Regions from separate parts of the Homo sapiens genome. Here region 1 is linked to region 2. Evidence: chromatin contacts called from ENCODE Hi-C or POLR2A ChIA-PET data. All regions are on one chromosome and are shown on one strand. The core of a region is the stretch at or near the end of the contact, and the rest is flanking DNA. Distances in the headings are between cores, read along the strand shown.

Region 1 (2,819 bases), core at 277-2,776, 410 kb before region 2:
TTTTTTTAAATGGGGAATTTCACTCTGTTTCCCAGGCTGGAGTGCAGTGGCATAATCACAGCTCACTGCAACCTCAAACTCCTGGGTTTAAGTGATCCTCCCACCTTGGCTTCCCAAAGTGCTGGGATTACGTCAGCCACCACAGCTGACCCAGACCTAGGTTTTATTCTGATCCTAATATTTACTAGTTGTGTGACCTTGTGCCAAGTTTTTAAATCTTCTTTCAATCTTGATTTCTTTATGTGAAGAAGAAATAGCAATAATGCTTCACAGAGTTCATGGAGGAAAACAGCCCATGAATTAGGGACTGCACCGATCACTCAGAAAGTCTGAATAAAAAGTTTGAACTCACTGTATAAACATCAACTTAGAGAAAGAATAAATGGAAATATTGTTACTGTCGACTAAATGAACGAACCAACATTTACTTTACTATTTACTTCAGTTTTCTTAATCTTCAAAACAACCATTTAAGGTTAGTATTATTTTCACTAAATTTACAGAAAGAAAGGCTTAGGTGGATTCCAAGTCCTGGAGCTTTCCACACCGCCCTGCTGCTACTGAAGAATAACAGTCAACACTGCACAAGTCTACAATATGCTTTCAGATACAAGACTATATTTCATCCTCACAATTACCCACTGAGGTTTTATTATAATAATTATTTCACTAGATAAGAAATGGAAGCCAGGGAAAGTTAAGTAGATTGCCCAAGGTCAACTTCTTTTTGAGGACAATCCTAAGAAGCCAAAGAAGCCCAAGGGAAAAGTTTTCTCCACAGACGCAGGAAGCACCTGAAACCCATGGGGGTGTTCCCAAAATGTGTGTCTCCAAAATGCCAGGAAGCACAGCGCAGCAGCTGAATTCCAGCTTGAAAGGCCCTATGGCAGACATCTGGGGAATCTGAATTGGGAGGTGGAGAGAAGTACAGGGAGACCCAGAATATGCCCTTTAACGGGCTCCTCAGTGATTTGTATGTATTATAAGGTTTGAGAATCAATGAACTAAGGAAAAGGGAATCGGGAACTGCTACATTCTGCGCTTGAAAACCAGTCCATTCAACGCCCCTTAATTTGCTTTCAGAATCTAGAGGTAAGAGGGTATACAGGTTCTCCATCGTGAAGGCTGCCAAAGTCTTAATTGTCCTTAACTTCCTCTCCCGGGTGTTTCTTTCCCTGAGTCCTAAGCCTGTTGTCGTTATTCACCGAGGTGACCCTTCAGCCTCGCAGTCCTCCTACAACCCTTTCTTGTACAATGTCCCCACAGCTGGGGATGACCACTCTGGTCTAGGGGACGCCCGAAGCCGCCCGGCACTGACCGCCGCCCCCTCCTCCGGCTCCCACTTCCCAGCGGCTGAGGTTCACTTTCCACACCCCTTTTCCAGCCCCACCCTCCCTGACCCGCCTCCATTCCCGGTCCCCACAGCCAACTCACGAGACCCGGAACGCGCAAGGAGGGAGAGGGGGTTACCGGCCCGGCGTTGCTAGAAGCGCGGCACGAACAATGGCCGGGCAGGGAACAAAGATGCCGACCTCTCCTCGAAGGCGGACGGAGCAGAGGCACTTCCGGGCCGGTCTAGGATTCCATGTCTCGATGTCCGGCGTTCACCTTGCTTCGGACTCAACCCCCAATTTCCTGGCGTCCAGTTCTTTTTCAGCAGTGAATCACATAATCAGAATGTCATACGTGTGTGGGCCGCACACAGGTTTTAAACGGAAAACGTTGATGAAGCATAGACCGTTAACTATTGAAAATGATGATTTTTAAAAGCATTTTTAAAATTAATACATTATTTATGGTTTAAAAACCCTCAGACAATACCAAAATTAATAAAGTAAAATGTCAAACCCCACCTACCCCTCCTTAGTCCCACTCCCCGAGGCAGCCACTGTCACCGTTAGCCTGGAATTTGTATATCATTGTGATCCTCTCTCACACACACAATGGCATTATTTTATATTTAGCCTTTTCTCCCCCGCTTATTTTAACGTTTTCACTTCATGTATCCTAAAAAGCTTTACTCATCATGTAAGTCTAACTTATTGTATGGGTGCATAACAGTCCATAAAGCAATTTATTTGTCCAGGCCCCTATGTATTCTTTATTTAGGCATCTGCCTGCGTGCTTGCCTTCTTTCCTCCCTCCCTTCCTCTTTTCCTACCTTCCTCCCTCCCTTCCTGCCTTTCTCCCATCCTCCTTTCCTTTTCTTTCTTTCTTGTTTTTGTTTTTTGTTGTTTTTTTTTTTTGCTGTAAAAGTTTTCTGGAGTTTTAGTAATAATAATACAAAATCAAACCAAAACCAATTAAATAAATTTGTCACCCAGGCTGGAGTGCAGTGGCACCATCATAGCTCACTGCAGACTGCAACTCCTGGCTCAAGCAATCCTGCCTCAGCCTCCTGAGTAGCTGGGACTACAGTCACATACCACCATGCCCAGCATTTTTTTTGGGGGAGGGGGGTAGAGACCAGGGTCTCGCTTTGTTGGCCAGGCTGGTCTCTAACTCCTGACCTCAAGTGATCCTCCCACCTCCGCCTGGCAAAGTGCTGGTACAGGCATGAGCCACCATGCCCAGCCTTAAATAAATTTTATTGGTACAAAAGAGCGTAATTGTAGGTACTGTTAGTCATTCATCAGTTTTACTATGCCAACCAGAATGATGGTGTCACGTAGATTAAACTATATTCTGTTTGTTTTAACAGAATCTTATCATTTATTTTATTAAAGCAGTAAGAAAGTATCTTGTGTGTTAATGGAGGCTCCATGATCTGTTTTAACTCCAAAACGGTAGTAGCTCGGAAAATTTCTTTATTATTTTCC
Region 2 (2,700 bases), core at 58-2,557:
TCAGCCTCTGCAATCAAACAAACCTAGACTGAAATTGTGGCTTCGTTGCAGATACTTTTGCTGTTTTTGTCTTAATTTCCTCATCTTTTTAATGAGAGTAAAGGCAATCAGAGTTACTCCACAGGATACTTTAGGAAATAATGGAGATAATTGAGAAAAATGGCTAGACTAGCTTAGTAGATCTCACTAGTCACATATAGAAAATTTATATTTACTGTTTATTAATATTTTATTGATATTCAATTACTTAACTTTTTGTATATATTTAAATTCACATTTATGCTATTTGCACTAGTCCAAATAAAGTACTTAACAATTTTTATGTCATTTAAATTTCTAATATATTTGAATAAATGCTTAGAGTTTTATGTTTTGATATAACTTCTAAACAGCTATTAGAATATATTAATAGCTAAAATAAAAATCAAATATAATCAAATGAAGGCTTTTTTTTTTTTTTTTTTTTTTTGAGACAGAGTCTCGCTCTGTCGCCCAGGCTGGTGTGCAGTGGCTTGATCTCAGCTCACTGCAACCTCCACCTCCCTGGTGTAAGCGATTTTCCTGCCTCAGCCTCCTAAGTAGCCATGCCACCAGGCCCGGCTAATTTTTTGGATTTTTAGTAGAGGTGGTGTTTCACCATGTTGGTCAGGCTGCTCTCAAACTCCTGACCTCGTGATCCACCCACCTCGGCTTCCCAAAGTGCTGGGATTACAGGCATGAACCACCGAGGCTGGCTGAAGACTCTTTTTGAGGCCTGTTCTTCATTTCACACTTCAAACATCATCACAATATCAATAAAGAGAATATGTTTATACATACAGTTAAAATGAAGACATACATAGTAAACAGATTTAAGATATGAAAGAAAAACATTGGAAAACCAAGAAGATACCTAAGAGAGTAGAAAGTTTGTCAAAGTTTGTCGTTAATTTTGTCAGGAAAACCTGGTTTTCCTGGAAGCCTCATGTAGGGGAGGAAAAAAATATTTTCCCTCTACACTTCTGAGTTCTCAGCTAGAGCCCTTGTGACAAAAGACAGATTAAGAAGAGAAAAACAAACAAGTTTATTAACATGGGTACAGCACATGTCTCATGTGAGTGTACCCAGAAATGAGTAACTAAAAAATGTGACTTAAAACTCCAGTTTATATACAGCATCTTTAATAAGATCAATAAGTTTTTAGAGAAATTAGAAGACAAAGGAAAAGGATTTTGAGTTTTTAGGAGTGACAAATTGTGGGAAGGCAAATATATACGAAATTAATGGTAGATAAAGGCTGGTTAGTAAAGTTGTTATGCAGATTGCTCTGGTGCCCTCTCCAGGCTGATGAGAGTCTGATGTTGTCTCTGGTGATTAATTTTTGCCCTTTCTGGTAGAGAGGGGAGGAGAGACACCTCCGTACATTTATGTCCTGCTTTTAGGCAAATAGGGAGAGGGCAGAGAGTTTTCTTGTATCTGCTTCTTCTTAGTTGCCCTCAACTCAAATATTCTTTATGTCAATGTGGCATATTTTGGGGTGGTGTGTCTTGCCACCCTTCACTCAAAAACAGCTAATCTCTACCCAAAAAGAGAATCCTGGCTGGGCGCGGTGGCTCACGCCTGTAATCCCAGTACTTTGGGAGGCCGAGGCGGGTGGATCACGAGGTCAGGAGATTGAGACCATCCTGACTAACACGGTGAAACCCCATCTCTACTAAAAACACAAAAAATTAGCCGGGCATGGTGGCGGGCCCCTGTAGTCCCAGCTACTCGGGAGGCTGAGGAAGGAGAATGGCGTGAACTCGGGAGGTGGAGCTTGCAATGAGCCGAAATCATGCCACTGCACTCCAGTCTGGTTGACAGAGCAAGATTCCATCTCAAAAAAAAAAAAAAAAAAAAAAGAGACAGAGAATCCTTCCCCTAAAAGGAGACCCTAAGTATCGGCCCTTACCCCTTGCCTAGTGTGCCTGCCTTTATTCAAAATGTGAGACTCAAAACTTATTCGAATGTTACTCTTTTATTGTCTCACAATAAATCCAAGCCCATAACCATTTCTTGTAGGAATTAGTCTTTTTGAGACACTTCACAGTACTCACAAGCCTAAAGACAGAAAACTAGATTTTTTTTTCTTTTCAAAGAATTTAACCCTTGCTTAATAATAATCAGCTGTGACATTTGGATTTAAGTGTGAAGTTACTAACAAACATAGCACTCCTAGGTAGAATCCACCCAACCATGACCATGAACCTCCAAGTCATAGCTTGAATGTACCCATTGCATTGAACGGCCTCTACTTTTTTCCCAAAAGCCCAAATGCCTCTGTGCTATTTCTGTCTCATTTAAATTTAAGCTTCTTGGCCAGGTGCAGTGGCTCACGCCTGTAATCCTAGCAGTTTGGGAAGTCGAGGCAGGCAGATCACTTGAGGTCAGGAGTTTGAAACCAGGCTGGTCAACATGGTGAAACCCTGTCTCTACTAAAAATACAAAAAAAATTAGCTGGGTATGGTGGCAGGCACCTGTAATCTCAGCTACTCGGGAAGCTGAGGCAAGAGAATTGCTTGAACCCAGGAGGCGGAGGTTGCAGTGAGCCAAGATCATACCACTGCACTCCAGCCTGGGCAACACAGCAAGACTTTGTCTCAAAAATTAATTAATTAATTAATTAAAGCTTTTTTTTTGTTTTTATATCCATTTTTTTTATTTCCTTCATAAAGATGTACA

Evidence for each region. A loop is a pair of places that touch in the nucleus more often than their neighbours do. ChIA-PET counts read pairs that join two places held with the same protein, here RNA polymerase II (POLR2A). Pooled maps may share reads with other maps.
Region 1: a pooled map shows a loop between it and region 2 (2.9-fold over the local background). The contact joins the promoter of ZSCAN9 here to the enhancer-like site in region 2. A Hi-C loop is called at or near these places in 2 of 168 maps with a recorded cell type or tissue (MCF 10A and mammary epithelial cell), 9 of 37 single-sample maps with no recorded cell type and 6 of 50 pooled maps. POLR2A ChIA-PET finds 5 or more read pairs at or near these places in 5 of 52 experiments (B cell, HepG2, K562 and 2 more).

What each region holds. Positions count from the first base shown.
Region 1 is chr6:28,223,982-28,226,800 of GRCh38, reverse strand. ZSCAN9 (zinc finger and SCAN domain containing 9) reads right to left here and starts at 1,526. Exons shown (of 4, transcript NM_006299.5): 1 at 1,435-1,526. RefSeq lists an enhancer at 1,622-1,721.
Region 2 is chr6:27,818,509-27,821,208 of GRCh38, reverse strand. No RefSeq gene overlaps it. Among named protein-coding and RNA genes, the nearest start is that of H4C11, 4.2 kb to the left of the region's middle. Within about 2 kb of position 1,307, at least 4 of the 41 ENCODE cell types and tissues checked have a DNase peak (open chromatin) inside an H3K27ac peak, as active enhancers do.